Regions from separate parts of the Homo sapiens genome. Here region 2 is linked to region 1. Evidence: chromatin loops called from intact Hi-C (ENCODE). Cell type or tissue: tibial artery. All regions are shown on one strand.

Region 1 (8,000 bases):
TTCTTGGGGCTGGCCAGGCCTTGGGGAAATAACTCAAGCTACCCAGACTTCAGTGTCATGGATGTCTACTTACATTGTAACTTTCCCCCTTCTTCTCGCCCCCTCACCCATCCCCCTCCTTCTCCCACACTCACCCATCCCCCTCCTTCTCCCACACTCACCCATCCCCCTTCTTCTCCCACCCTCACCCATCCCCCTCCTTCTCCCACCCTCACCCATCCCCCTCCTTCTCCCACCCTCACCCATCCCCCTCCTTCTCCCACCCTCGCCCATCCCCCTTCTTCTCCCACCCTCACCCAAACAACTTGCCACTGTGAACCCCCAACATTTGAGACAGGCCTCAGTTAATTTAGAAAGTTCATTTTGCCAAGGTTGAGGACACACCTGTGACAGCCTCAGGAGGTCCTGATGACCTGTGCTGAAGGTGGTCGGGCATAGCTTGGTTTTACACATTTTAGGGAGACATGAGATATCAATCAATATATGTGAGCAGTACATTGGTTCTGTCCAGAAAGGCAGGGACAACTCAAAGTAGGGAGGGGGCTTCCAGGTCACAAACAGTTGCATTCTTTTGAATTTCTGATAAGCCTTCCGAAGGAGGCAATCAGAGTATGCATCTATCTCAGTGAGCAGAGGGATGACTGAATAGAATGAGAGGCAGATTTGCCCTGAGCAGCTCCCAGCTGGAATTTTCCCTTTAGCTCAGTGATTTTGGGGGCCCACGATATGTTCCTTTTGTGCCACTTGTTTTGGGACTGTCCTCACTCCCCTGCCACTCCTGATTCTATGCACGTGGCCTTGGTGAGACTGCTGGGCTTCCCCTGCATCCCACCTCCCAGCCCATAGCTGGCAGGTCCGGGATGGCCTCTCCTGGGACTTTCTGAAGCAGAGCCAAAGAGGAGCCCATCCCTGACACGCAGGCTGTGAGGCCACTGTGCAGCCTTGTTCCTGGCCCACCAAGGAAGCCAGCTGCACCGCGTGGAGGGAGCTGACGTGCAGAGAGGAGATCCTCGTGGGGTCAAGGCCTGACCCAGCTATCCTTGAAGGCAGCTGCATCTCTGGCCTTCTTATATCTGGCTGAACAATCCCCACCCATTTTTTTTTTTTTTTTGATTCCAGAGGTTGTTAAATTTCCTTTATGCCTAAACTTGCTTGAGTTGTGTTTCTGACACTAGATGCTAAAAAAGTCTGACAGCCGCATAGCCTTGGGTTCTGGAAGGCAAGCCACAGAAACCTGTCCATGTGGCTACTGTGTGTTACAGCCTTTAAGGCCTTCCCCCAGCTCCCCTGAAGCTGGAGTCCCGGGGCAAGGGCACCCACCAATTATGGGTTGAAATGTGTCCCTTAAAATTTCATATGTTGAAGTCCTAACCCCCAGTACCTCAGAATGTGACCTTATTTGGAGATAGGGTCTTTATAGAGGCAATCAAATTCCAATGTGGTCATTAGGGTGGGCCCTAAGCCAGTATGACTGTGTCCTTTTCAAAAGGGGAAATGTGGATGCGGAGACAGACATGCATGCAGGGAGAAGGCCCTGTGAAGATGGAGGCAGAAGTCGAGGTGATGCTTCTGCACACCAACGAGCACCAAAGGTTGCCAGCAGCTGCCAGAAGCAGGGAGAGAGGCCAAGAACAGCTTCTCTCTCCGTGCCCTCGGAAGGAACCAGCCCCTGGGCACCTTCATCTCGGAATTCCAGCTTCCACAGCTGTATCTAAGTCTTCCTGGGTGTGGTTCCTTGTTATGGCAGCCCTGGGGAAGAACATGGTGCCATCCCCGTCACGTGGGCACTGAGAGCACCATCATGGCCAGGGAGGCCAGCCCTTCCTTCTGTGGCCATGGGAAGACCGTACTCTGTGGGCCGTGCTGTGACTGGGCTGGTGACCCTCGTGGGCCGTGGCTGTGACTGGGCTGGTGACCCCCAGGCTCCACACATGTGCACATCAGCTTCCTCTAGAGCCATCTTCCATGATCTGATTCAAACGCTGGACTTCTCTTCTACTAGACCAGAGCCTCGAGGCCAACTAATCTTCAACGAAACTGAAAAAATGATTTCCAGCAACTGAGCTACTCTCACAAGTATAGAGGATTGAGTAGGATTGGGCATCAAGCATAAATATGGATTTGAGATGTCCTTTTGGAATAGCACAACTCATATGGTATCACTGCCTCAGGGGCTGGTCTCTTGGGATTCCTGGATCCCCACATTTTGGACTCATTGCGCTACTGAAGTGAGAGGATGGAGAGGACTTGGAGATCACCTGTGTCCCTCATCTTACCAATCACTGGGGTCCTGGGCTCTGACTGGCCTGAGGTCCTTCTGCCATCACAGAGCAAAACAATTCACTTGGCAGCTTCTGCTCCTCCCATGTCCCAAGGACCCCCTGCCCAGGGTTGGGGCCCATTGAGGCATCCAGTCACCAGCTCAGACTGAGACCCTTTCCTGTAAGGCTTCATGCAGATACCCCTCATATCTGTGGGGTCAAACCCCTCAGCTCCAAATCTCTGAGCCTCTGAATGCATAATCTGGTTGTGCGTTTTGGTTAGATTGATCAAAGCACAGCAGGACTCACCTTTAAGTTCTCAGGTGACAGCAGCATTATCAAAGCCCTTCTTGGGTTTATTTCTATTTCTAGTTCCTAGGGAAGAGAAAAAAAAAAAGGGGATGATATATAACACTGAACAAGCATTTACTTACGTAATCTCATTTAATCCTCACAGCCAGCCCACTGTATTAGTTGCCCAGAGATGCTGTAACCAAGTACCATAGACTAGGTGGTGTAGTAACAGAAATTTACTCTCCCACAGCTCTGGAGGCCAGAAGTCCAAAATCAAGGTGTCCTCAGGGCCATTCTCCCTCTGAAGACTCTAGGGGAGGGTCCATCCTGCTTCCTCCAGCCTCTGGAGAGGTGGTTGTTGGCAATCCTCTCTGTTCCTTGATATGTGGGTACATTACTCCAATCGCTGCCTCTGTCCTCGCCTGGCCTCTGCATGTGTATCTCTCTGTGTCCCACCTCTTCCCATAAGAACACCCGGCACTGGACTTAGGGCCCATCCAAATCCAGTATGATCTATCTTCATTCACACATTAATGATATCTGCAATGATTGTATTTCCACATAAGGTCACATTTACATATCTTTTTGGGGGGATGCAGCAAACTTCCAACACTTACCTTGATTTTATAGATGACCAGGTCAATATTTAGAGCAGCTAAGTCATCTTTCAGGTTTTAGTTTGTGTTGGGGATGCAAAATTTCTCCTCAGCCCTTTTAGAGTTGCTAGATGAGCCCAGTGAATCCACTGACAGAGACAGCTTCAGAGGAGAAAAGTAGGCAGATTTTATTAAGTAATTTTTGTATAGACATGGGAGCCCTCACAAGAAAAACGAAGACCCAAAGAAGGAGTTGGGGCCACGAACTTATGCACTAGGTTGAACAAAGTGTCATAAATTGTGGAAACATGACAAGACAAAGGGGCTTGGGTAGGGCAGTCAGTTGGGGGCAAATGACCAGGAAGGTAAGTGTTGGCTTCACAAGGTTTGTTTGTAGAGCACCCTGGGCTTTGACTCTGATGACAAGGATCTCTTCCTTTCTCCTGGTGGAGGGGGGGCATCTTTCACACAGGGTTTCATCTCTTGCTTACAGGAAGAAAAAGGAAAGTCAGGGTCTCCTTCTTGCACCTGCTGGTTTTCAAGTGCCCTGAGCTCAGAATAATCCTTACGCCAAAGCGGCATGTGTTGGGGCGGCCTATTCTACTGCCCTTCATTTTTAAGAGGGCAGAGTCAGGGTTCACAGCCGATTCTGTTAGAGTCGGAGCCTGTGTCCCTTCTTCAGGGCTATGCAGCCCACCTGGGGCCACTGGCATGACCCCTCCTGCACCACTGTCATTCACCTTTAGTCGTGCAGAGCGTGAGTCAAAGTCCCTCCCAGGCGGCTTAGGGCAGCACCCGCAGTGTTGGAATGGAAGCGCCAATGCATCCTCCCTCCATGAGAGCAATGCCCGAGTGGGAATCCTGGCTGGGGAGTGCAGCTCTCCCCACGTGGCCCTGGGCGCTTCCCACGGGGGCTGAGGGGAAAGACGGACTCTGCAAACCACAGTCCAGCCAGGGCCACAAAAGGAGAAGGGGCGCTTCAGACCCCGTGTGCGTTCAGAAGCAGAACAAACAGGACACAAGTCGTGGCGTTGCCGCTCTGTCTCCTGCCCAGATATTCCAGTGGACACACAGGGAGATTTTATGTCCTTTGAACAGAAAGAGAAGCTGTTTGAGGAAATAAAAGAAGAAAAGGAGATTGTGAAATCTAAGAGTCTTTTATTTTCCTGTGTGCGATGTTTGGCAAAGTAGGAGAGGAGCATGAAGAAGGGCCCCTATGTGACTTATGTTAGAAATGTCTTAGTCAAACGGGTCCGCGGAGTCGTCCTTCTCAGGTGCCCTCCCGGGAAAGCTGGCAGCAAAATTATTTTTATCCCAAATAACTAAGGAAGCCGAGGTTTTGTGATTGGCTTCCCACCTCCTTTTCTGTTCTTTGTGGTAGTCATCTGAGCAACTTACACACACTGCATCACAGTTTTCCTCTCCCATGAACTGAAAAACATTTAATTTTTATTTTTTTCCCATGGATTTTGGCTAAATCAAGCACTCTTCACACCAGGCACATAAGAAGAAAATAAGGAAGCTGATCCATTGGAGTTTAGTGAATGAAGAAATCGTGCCTTCTGTCCATGCCCCACACTCCCAGCCCCCCGCCCACAACGGAGAACACACAAGCACCAGTGCCCCACACCACCCAGGGTAGAATGTGGCCATCGCAGGATGAGAGGCTCCTGTGGGAAGGAGAGCCCGAGGAGGCTGGGTGGAGCTGCACCTCGTTAGCCTTCATCTGGACAGTTTCTAAGGGACTCCCTCCTTGGGCCCATCCTGCCTGGCTCACGTCTCCTCTTCCCAAGGACGGGGCTTCGCTCCTTCATAGTCTGGCTGGGAAGTGAGAGAGCCATAACCCCATGGACACAACCTGAGACTTGATTGTTGGGAGACAAGATGATTTTACAGAAACATGTTTTATTTTTTTTCAAATGACTTTGTTGCAAAGTCCCCGCTTTTTTTTTCAAGAGATGGGGTCTCACCCTGTCACCGAGGCTGGAGTGCAGTGGCACCATCATAGCTCACTGCAGTCTCAACTCCTGGGCTCAAGCCATCCTCCTGTCTCAGCCTCCAGAGTAGCTGGGACTACAGGTGCCTGTGACACCAGGCCCAGCTAATTTTTAGTTTTTTTTGTAGAGATAGGGTTGCTAATTTTTAATTTTTTTGTAGAGATAGGGTCTTGCTATGTTGCCCAGGCTGGTCTTGAACCCCTGGCCTCAAGCAGTCCTCCCTCCTGGGCCTCCCAAAGTTCTGGGGTTACAGGTGTGAGCCACCGCACCTGGCCCAATTTATTAATTGCCCCCAACATATCACGGGCATGACGTTTTCCTCTTTCCCAGGGAGAAGATGATGATAATAACAGTTGCTAACACTCTCTGAGCTATATGCCAGGTACCATTATGAGTGCTGTGTATCCAGTAACTCGTTTTTATCCTTGAAAAAGGATTTTGAGGAAAGGAGTGTACGTGTCCGTGTCCTTGTTTCACAGATGAGAAAACAGCTACAAAGAGATTCAGTTACTTATTTAAAGTCTCATAGTTAATAAGGACTCCAAGCTTCAAGCTCTTCACCTCCACTAGGCTGCTGATGTAGCAAACTTCCCAATTTTTCTTATCCTTATCACCCAAGGTATAATAATTTCAAATGAACTTTTAGAAAGTGTCTACAGTCTTGGGTTTTCCAGTAGTTTCTGGCATGGCTTGTTAACCCGCTGGCCATCACTCGTAACCTCCCCACCCCTGACCTGGGCTTTGAAAGCGTTTTCTTCCTCCTTTGCACTGTGGCCTGAGAAGCCTCCCTCCAGCAGTTCACCCGGACCTCAGGTCCATCCTGTCCCCACCTCCAGCTCCCTTACCCAGACCTCAGGCCCATCCTGTCCCCACCTCCAGCTCCCTCACCCGGACCTCAGGTCCATCCTGTCCCCACCTCCAGCACCCGGACCTCAGGTCCATCCTATCCCCACCTCCAGCTCCCTGTCAGAGCGCTGCTAAGTCCTGGGGCCTATTGCCATCTCATAGGCAGTCTGAGTACTTCATGGAAGCCCTATTGTCTTCCATTTCCGACCCTGTCCCATCTTGGCAGGATCTGTTGGCCAGATGATGCTGGCCTCCCATGTTGTACACCCAGGAGCCACTTCCTGCCATGCCCAGCCACTGTGACTGAGTCTGCTCTCCCCTGAGCCACCAGGGCACCTGAGCAACATCCGGACACCTGAGGCCTCAGGGCACCACAGCTGTGCTGGGTGCAGTGCGTCTGTGCCACCTCTGTTGTCTGAGCACTGAGGGGCACAGGGCACAGCCCATCTGCATGGACATGCTGCTCCCTAGGACTTAGGATTTGGATGTAAGGACCAGGACCTGGAGGTGGCTCTTGGAGCTGGCCATGTCATCCAAGTGGACCCTCCTTTGGGGATACCCTCATTCTCTGTTTGCCCTCTCTTCCTGCTCATCCTCTTCTAGCTCTGAGTCCCATCAACAGCTCCTGTTCCAACCTCGTGCCCTTCTGCCTGAAGCCTGAGCAGTGGAGCCAGGCCCCACCATGGCCTGACCTGCAGGCTCTGGCATTGTCCCAGCGCACTGTGTCCGGGAGCTGGACGTCCCCACCTGGCATGGCCCCAGTGGCTGAGCATGGGCTTGCCCCCACCCACAACCTGATTGCTCTCTTTCCCTCTGCCTCAACCCTGGGCAGGGACCAGGGGGACTGAACCACTGCCCCCGCCCCGGCCGAGCCTCCTCAGCCCCCTGGCTCTGACTGCTGCAGGCAAAGCTAGGATGCATGTTGCCCAGGGTTTACAGGTCATTCTCTGCATCCAGCTGACTTATGCCACTGGCTTACAATCCCGGGAAACTCCTGGGGGTGGTGGTGCCGAGCCTAGGTTCCCCTGGGCTCAGGGAAGCTGGGTTAATCTCCGGTGAGCTCCATGCCCAGGGCATGGGGAAGTGGCACAGAGAGCAGCCTCTGGATCGTTGGCCTGGTAGGGATTTCCGGGTTCATGTTCTGCCCTTTGTTTAATGTCCCTTTCAGCTCTCCAGTTATGCAAAACAGAGGAGCCATACCCCACTTCACAGAAACAGGAGGCCCACAGGCATGCACCAGGAGAGCTTCCTGCCCTACTGGCTTCTCCAAGTGGGAGGGGAGGAGCATTTCCGGGACCAGGCTATATACAATGTGGCTTTTGGAGAAAATACATTTAAAAAACTCTTTCTCAAATTAAAATATATCTTTTAAAGTGTTTTTTCTTTTTTTTTAGACAGAGTCTCCCTCTGTCACCCAGGCTGGAGTGCAATGGTGTGAACTCGGCTCAGTGCAAGCTCTGCCTCCCAGGTTAATGCCATTCTCCTGTCTCAGCCTCCCGAGTAGCTGGGACTACAGGTGCCCGCCACTGCTCCTGGCTAACTTTTTGTATTTTTTTTTTTTTTTAGTAGAGACAGGGTTTCACCGTGTTAGCCAGGATGGTCTTGATCTCCTGACCTCATGATCCGCCTACCTCGGCCTCCCAGAGTGCTGGGATTACAGGAGTGAAAGGGTTTTAGCAAATTAAGCTTCTTATGGGGGAAAAACATCAGGGGAATGTTTCATAGTCCCTTTGAGATTTCTAATGCACTTAGGTCTTGGGGATTTTGTACTCACTTTCTTTTTGCTTTTTTCTCTGATAAATCCAGTGATGAACAAAATATTCCCTTTGGGAGAGAGTGGGAATGATTTCAAACTTCCAACATTTCAAGTAATAAACACTTTAAGAGTATATCAATTGCTTCACTTTTCCCATTAAATGCATGTTACTTTACATACTGGCCATATCCCTTTTGTGCAAAATACAACACAAGTTTAGCTGAATTCTCTCCCTCCCCCAAAGAGTGAA
Region 2 (8,000 bases), 280 kb before region 1:
CGCAAGACTGGGGAGGCCTCAGGAAACTGACAACCATGGTGGAAGGTGAAGGGGAAGCAAGCACATTTTACCATGGTGGAGCAGGAGAGAAAAGGAGAGTGCCACACACTTTCACACCACCACATCTCATGAGAACACACTCAACGTTACCAGAACGGCAACAGGGATATCCGCCCCCGTGATCCAATCACCTCACACCAGACCGCTCGCCTGATACATGGGGATTGCAGTACCGGATGAGATTTGGGTGGGGGCAGAGACTCAAACCATATCAGCCATCTTCCCTCTGTGTATGTCTGTGTCTATGGCCTAGTAAGAAGGACACCAGTCATTGGATAGGGCCCATCCTAATCCAGGGGACCTCCTTTTACTTTTTTTTTCTTTTGAGACAAGTCTCTCTCCGTCACCCAGGCTGGAGGGCAATGGTATGATCTCAGCTCACTGCAACCTCTGTCTCCCGAGTTCAAGTGATTCTCATGCCTCGGCCTCCTGAGTAGCTGGGACTACAGGCACCCACCACCATGCCTGGCTGGTTTTTGTATTTTTAGTCGAGTGGTTTCACCATGTTGCCCAGGCTGGTCTGGAACTCCTGACCTCAAGTGATCCGCCCACCTCAGCCTCCCAAAGTGCTGGGATTATAGGCGTGAGTCACCGCGCCCAACCCCTTTTAACTTTTTTAAAAAACGTAATTTTTTTTTTTTTTTGGTAGAGGCAGGGTCTGCCTGTGTCGCTCAGGCTGGTCTCAAACTCCTGGGCTCCAGTGATCCTCCCACCTCAGCTTCCTAAAGTGCCAGACTGCAGGCGTGAGCCACTGCGCCTGGCCTGACCTCCTCTTAACTGGATGGCATCTGCGACGACCCCATTTCCAAATAAGCCACATGCATATATTCCAGGTGGGCATGACTTTTGTGGAGACACTATTTGACCAGGACAGATCTATACTTATTTAAATATGACTGACATGATTTTCATCTGAAATGGCTTCCACATTCAAACACTTCTCTTATTTGCACAGCTGCCATTCTCTGGGCCTTTCTCTCCTTGTGTCTCAGCTGCGGCACCCAGTGTGCTAGTCCAGTGCGTCCCTCCCGTCACTCACCACCAGTCCATCCTACTGTATGGGTGGGAGACAGAATACCGGCTTGCCTGGCTACGCACCTGCTGCATGCAGGGGGCTGCAGAAGCGCCTTATGTGTGTTAGAGAATTTAAGCCCCAATGCTTTATCTGCAAAACACGATTTAATTTTTTTATAACTATACTTGATTGTTATCTCAAAGGCCCAGGTCTATCTGATGTAGAAACTAATAGAATCCTTTCCAGATAGAGGCACTCACTCCAGTGAATTTTCTTAGTTCCCATGGGACCTTAGTCGTAGTTAGAATTCATGTCCCTCCCCTCGCCTCCTGTTTTCCCCTCTGCCCCAGGTTGATGTGAAGCTCATGGCTGATGCCAGTGCTGCTGTCTATGGACAGCAGGTGTCTTTTCAATTTGTGTGTCCCCAGCCGCAGGGGGTACGAGTTCTGGCCTAAGTGACAGCAACAGGATAGATGAAGGACTGCAGGGACCAAGTGACCCCTGGATTCCTGCTTCACTTCATCCTGCCACAGTCTCCCACCTAGTAAGTTGTGTGTCCCTGCAGAGAGCATTTATGAGCACAGAAAGTGGGAATGTGCTCTCTGCCCAGAATCTGTTTCTCTAGAATAATGGCTTGTACATGTGGGACAGTACAACACCCCACAGGTAGTAACTTTTGTACCTAACAAATAACCGTGTGTTTTCCAATTCCTAGCCCAGGAAGATGCTTTGAGAATGAGATTGAAAGCAGGTTGGGGAGGGTAAGGCAGCTTCTTCCTTGCTCTCTGTTGATCTTTAGTCTTGTCCCCCCACCCCACCCACCCACCCACCCAGCCTTTACTGCAGGACAGGCTCCTTTAGGGTCGGGACCAGGCCTAACATATTTCCTGAACCTCCCTGGGTTAGACTTTCAAGCAGCCAGGAACAGAGTAGCACACAGGTTGCTAAGGCTACCGGGGCTTACCAGGGAAGAGCTTCTCACGGTGAACTGGGAGAACACGCTGCGTGGGACGGCCAGCCCCCCTCTGATGACCGGCAGCTGCAGAGGCGTCCACACCATGGGATGGTCAGCCCCCCTCTGATGACCGGCAGCTGCCGAGGCGTCCACACCACCCGGCCTTTGTTCCCTGCTGTCTGTCATTCTGCTGCTTCCAGTTTCTACTTGGATACTTTGTTTCCCACATCTCAGGTTGAAATTTCTCAAAAGAGAGCCTGTGATTCATTTAGCAAGTTATCATTAGAACTAAACTTCCCCAGCTGGGCAGGATGCTCACTCCAGGCTCCCTCCAGGCCACCAGAGCCACTGGCCCAATCCCACATGCTGATGGCTGCCTTTGGGTCTGGTGCCCACCTGGCAGAACCGCACAGCACACAGTGCAGCCATCTGTGCTTGGGGACCCCCTAGAGCAGTGTGGGCATGGAGGGCCTTCTGGGACTTGTCCCAGGACACGGGCTGCACAGCTGGCACACCCCACAGGGCCTGTGGGACAGCCCAGCTCACTGGACACATGGCAGGACAGGCCTTTTGGCCATTTTCACTGGCTCACTAGGGAAAGTGCGGGAAAGAAGCAAGCAGCAGGAGGCAGAAGGTTCCCGTGCCTTCTTTCCCCACAGTTTTGGGATCAGGTTGGGACTCTCTCTCTGCATTGTAAAAACAGAGCTATTTTTATCCTTAAGTTAAAAGCTGCCGCTGGACTCAGTGCATGCTTCTTGATTCCATGGTCCCCAGGCAGCATTTTTATCCAAGAATCTAGAGGGGCCAACCTGGGCAGAGAAGTTCAAGTAGGCAGTTAAGAAGATGCAAACAAGCATACAGAATTAAGCCCTTAAAGTCTTGTAAATCACTACTTTGAAGGAACTCCAATTATTCCCATGACTACCCTCCACCCAAAACAGCAGCAGCAGCAGCAAAACCTAGTCTAAACATTTTCTATGAGTACTTCTTGCTCTCTGGTTCAGAACAATTATATAATACCTTAACTCTAAGTATGTTAAAGAAAGTTAATTTAATGAATTCAAAAAATTGGCTGCAATCTCCTCCAATTCAGTGAAATCTTTCTGCACTATGCCACAGATTTTCACATTCAAAAAGCTCAAAAGAGCTTCAAAACATAAGGCATCGCTTTTTCCACTAGTACTTACAGGCTTTTTACAAAGGTCAATAAAAACATCATGGAGGCCGGGCGCGGTGGCTCACGCCTGTAATCCCAGCACTTTGGGAGGCCGAGGCGGGTGGATCATGAGGTCAGGAGATCGAGACCATCCTGGCTAACAAGGTGAAACCCCGTCTCTACTAAAAATACAAAAAATTAGCCGGGCGCGGTGGCGGGCGCCTGTAGTCCCAGCTACTCGGGAGGCTGAGGCAGGAGAATGGCGTGAACCCGGGGAAGCGGAGCTTGCAGTGAGCCGAGATTGCGCCACTGCAGTCCGCAGTCTGGCCTGGGCGACAGAGCGAGACTCCGTCTCAAAAAAAAAAAAAAAAAAAAAAAAAAAAAAAAAAAAAAAAAACATCATGGAATGAGAGTAAATCTCAATGTGGCTGTGGTTAGTGGTTAGATCTGTCGTTCTGGTTTTTTGTCCTGTGCTGTCATGTCTGCGCCTTCCGGACAGTATGTTCTCTGTTTTACTGCCGTTATTTTTAGCCATACATATATTTTTTTTACTAGAGATAGAGTTTGGCTGCCATGTGTCTGAATAGGAGTCTTGTGATCAGCTTAACACTGCGTTTTTCTTTTTTAACGTTTGTCTTTTAGAGATGCATTACTGTTGATGTGTTAGTGTGGCACATAGATTTTCAAAATATGACATTTTGAAAGACTGTTCTGAAATATCACTGTACGTCATGCCAGCACAAAGCACCAGCCAACACCGAACTTTGACCTCAAATACTGAACTAGCCACATGCCTGGCTCCATATGAATTTGAAGAGTAAGTGAATAAATGAATGGGTGGATGAAGCTATTCTTTCTTTGCTTCTTTCCTTCTCTGCTTCAGATCTTCCTCTCAAGCAGGTTTATAGCTGCAGGAAAGTTACCATGCTTTCTCTTCCCCCAACTCTTCCCACACTGGCAAGCAGAATTATATATATACAGTGAGAGTACATATATAAAATATGTATTGGCCAGGTGGAGTGGCTCACGCCTATAATCCCAGCACTTTGGGAGGTCAAGGCAGGCAGATCACCTGAGGTCGGAAGTTCAAGACCAGCCTAACCAACATGGAGAAACCCATCTCTACTAAAAATACAAAACTAGCTGGGTGTGGTGGTGCATGCCTGTAATCCCAGCCACTCGGGAGGCTGAGGCAGGAGAATCACTTGAATCTGGAAGGTGGAGGTTGCAGTGAGCTGAGATCATGCCGTTGCACTCCAGCCTGGGCAACAAGAGTGAAACTCCATCTCAAAATATATATATATATATATATATATATATGTATTATCTATGTGTATATGTACACATATGTGTATTTATATATATTTATGTAGACTATAAAGGTTTGAGACTCAAGATTATAGTTACTTATAATCTGAGACTGCACATCTGAATAAATGCATAAAACTACTTTTGCAGGTTATAAGTGCCTATAGGCAATCTAATTCTATCCAAGGCAAAAAATAAGTATAATCCCTGACCCCAGCAAAACTGCAACACAGTCCAAAATTTCTGCCATATGTACAGTCCTTGGACATAAGGAAAGAAAGCCCCTTCCTCGATTCATGTACAGGTTTTGAGATGCTGGACCAATCGCCAGCTGGGTGTGACAGCTGTTTAAATAGCCTTCACATGGTTCTACGTTTTCAGGTATACTTGAATTGAATCTTTAGATCGTATATGAAACTAAATTATGGTAACTTCCCTTGAGGTTTCTTGCAGTCATTAAATCGAAGAAAAATGCAGAAACGCCCTTTAAAAAATACCGTTCAGTCCAGGTGTGGTGGCTCATGCCTGTAATCCCAGCACTTTGGGAGGCCTAGGTGGGTGGATCACCTGAGGTCAGGAGTTCGAGGCCAGCCTGACCAATATGGTGAAACCCCGCCTCTACTAAAAATACAAAAATTAGCTGGGGTGGTGGCGCACATCTTTAGTCTCAGCTACTCAGGAGGCTGAGACAGGAGAATTGCTTGAATGCGGGAGGTAGAGGTTTCAATGAGCCAAGATCCTGCCACTGCACTCCAGCTTGGGTGACAGAGCGAGACTCCGTCTCAAAAAAAAAAAAAAAAAAGAAACAGTACCGTTCAAAAATTGTAATGCTTAGCAGTTCACAAAGTACGTTTCATTATTCATTTCATTCTTCGATCCTCAGAGCAAACCTCGAGGCTATATTTTTTCCTCTGTAATCTGCCACCTTTCTAGTTACTTTCATTTAACCTGCATGTGTGGCAAGCTGAGGGTGGTGGCTGAGAAGAGGGGCTGTCTTGTCTACATTTGTGAAAACATCCTTGTTAGGCTTTCCAAAACCCTGAAAGGTGACTGGACTCATGCATTTTTGTCTTTTATTGAAAAAAAAAAGACGCTCAACATAAAAAAGTTAACTTTGGCAGAATTTCCAAAATATAGTTTAATTCTCAAAATGTAGTTTAATTTCCATTTGGCATTTCTAAGCACGGCTTCACAAAGTCCCCCATTTTTTGTATTTCAAAGAGAAAACCGTGAACTTCTTGTTGGGAGAAATGGTAGCACTCCACTTGTGGTTAGAGGTTCATGTACCTGAATACATGAAGAGAGAATTTATGTCATGCTGCGGCCCATCACACGAAAGGAGACTTCAGGAAACACACAGGTCGGAAGCGGGCAGCTGCCCCATGAGCAGCACAAGGGGAGCTTTGAGAATCCCGGGCTCTCACACGGATGCCCACGCTGGGAAGGTCTGAGATGGCCGGTGGCCGAGTTTACTTATTGGGTTCTGTTTTCATGTATGCATTGTATTATGACAATAGCTTGAATAAAATGATTTATTTTTATCATAATCATTTGCATCTATTCTACTCTACTAATGTATTTTCATTACCATGCCGTTGTGAGCTTCAAGCTAATTTTGAAACTTTGCAACTAATCATGCTGATTGACAGGTTTGTCACCTTCTACAAGGTGACAAACTGTCAGGATTCATCTGTGAGCCTGGGGTGAGCCTTCTGGATTTATGTCATCCCTAGATACTGCAAGAATGCCATTATTCATTTCCCATTTATTTTTTTAAAAATCCAAATATTTGAAGGTTATATTCACTAATTAATCAGGAAAAAACCTTTGTTTTATGTTGAATCTTGCTTGTCCTCACTCCTCGTATTGCATGGATTATGTAGAAAAGAACTGAATGCTGGATTTAATTATAAACATACAACACTTGTTGCAGCTTACTTCAGATTTAAAATAAAGGGACTAAAACATAATAAAAATATATATGTGTTCACCCAAAATTATACTCATTAATCAATAACTCGTAGTAGATTTCTGCCAAAGCATCTCTGTTGTACTTACTGTTTCACGATTTTTTATATCATCACTATTTCTAAGCCAAGGTGGTTTATTCTTCTGCAAGTAAAGGCAGTTAAGAGATGATGGTTTCAATTTCCCTGTTTTATTTTTAATTAAGTATTATTATTTTTTTTAAACAGGGTCTTACTCTGTCACCCAGGTTGGAGTGCAGTGGTGTGATCTCAGTTCACTGCAGCCTCCATCCCCGGGTTCAAGTGATTCTCCTGCCTCTGCCTTCTGAGTAGCTGGGAGTACAGGCATGTGCCACCATGGCTAGCTTATTTTTGTATTTTTAGTAGAGAAGAGGTTTTGCCATGTTGGCCAGGCTGGTCTCAAACTCCTGACCTCAAGTGATCTGCCTGCGTCAGCCTCCCAGAGTGCTGGGATTAGAGAGGCATGAGACACTGTGCCCAGCCTAATTTTCCCTTTTTGATGGACTGACTTTCCAGTTACCTTCCATTTTCTTATTTGAGAAGAGAAGGGTATATTTGGGGATTTAAAAACATTCATAATTTCTACACCTTTTATTGGCAGTTTGAAACTATTTTCCCAACTTGCTTTTTATGTGAGAGGAGAAAAAAGCACTAGCCTGTTTCAGAATATAAACAGCTTTAAAACCCTTGATAAGGGCTGGGCGCAGTGGCTCACGCCTGTAATCCCAGCACTTTGGGAGGCCGAGGCACATGGATCACAAGGTCAGGAGATCAAGACCATCCTGGCTAACACGTTGAAACCCTGTCTCTACTAAAAATACAAAAAAATTAGCTGGGCGTGGTGGCGGGCACCTGTAGTCCCAGCTACTCAGGAGGCTGAGACAGGAGAATGGTGTGAACCCGGGAGTTGGAGCTTGCAGTGAGCCAAGATTGCGTCACTGCACTCCAGCCTGGGCGACGGAGCAAGACTCCGTCTAAAAAAAAAAAAAAAAAAAAAAAACCCTTGATAAGCAAAGGGAAATTGAAACCATCAAAAGTTCCTGCAAATATCCAAAGTTCTGTGTGCTTTAGGTGATAGCAGTCTACCCAGGGCCAGAGGAATGGAAGAAAGCAGGAGGCAGGCCAAACGCCAGCCCACGCCCTGTGCCTCATGTGTTACCACACAGAGTCCGCAAGCAGAGACCGGAGATTTTCATTCCTTCTTCGGACATAGCAAAATAACCAAATGCATGAAGAAATGTTCACTTATGTGACTGCATTTTCTGTTTGCATTCAAATACTTGGCACTGTCAGTGCCCAAGTAAGGTTTTCAAAACAATGTTTGGCTCAGAAACATCACTTACCATTAAGTCTGAGTCAAATCAATGTATTACCTTTCCTGGACCCATTTGCTTTAAGGTCTTGCATTTAATTAGGAAATGAAAGCCACGCTGAAAAATCCAGGCATAAACAGGCAAGTTGCAGTGTTTTTCTCTCTCAGTACCTTACAGTCAGCCACACACTGGAGACTTGGTTTAT

The links. Peaks named below come from ENCODE experiments on the same cell type or tissue, not always from the same donor. Only the 100,000 strongest peaks of a DNase experiment are listed, where the experiment ranks them.
Region 2: a loop joins it to region 1, with 2.8 times the contacts of the local background. A loop is called at or near these places in 63 of 110 quality-filtered maps.

What each region holds. Positions count from the first base shown.
Region 1 is chr18:74,196,983-74,204,982 of GRCh38, reverse strand. No RefSeq gene overlaps it. Among named protein-coding and RNA genes, the nearest start is that of TIMM21, 52 kb to the right of the region's middle. RefSeq lists an enhancer at 6,726-7,382. In tibial artery, no CTCF peak of the experiment used is centred here; DNase peaks (open chromatin) are centred at 1,552, 1,912 and 3,912.
Region 2 is chr18:74,480,786-74,488,785 of GRCh38, reverse strand. No RefSeq gene overlaps it. Among named protein-coding and RNA genes, the nearest start is that of CNDP2, 12 kb to the left of the region's middle. In tibial artery, no CTCF peak of the experiment used is centred here; no DNase peak of the experiment used is centred here; H3K27ac peaks cover 1,926 bases; H3K27me3 peaks cover 264 bases.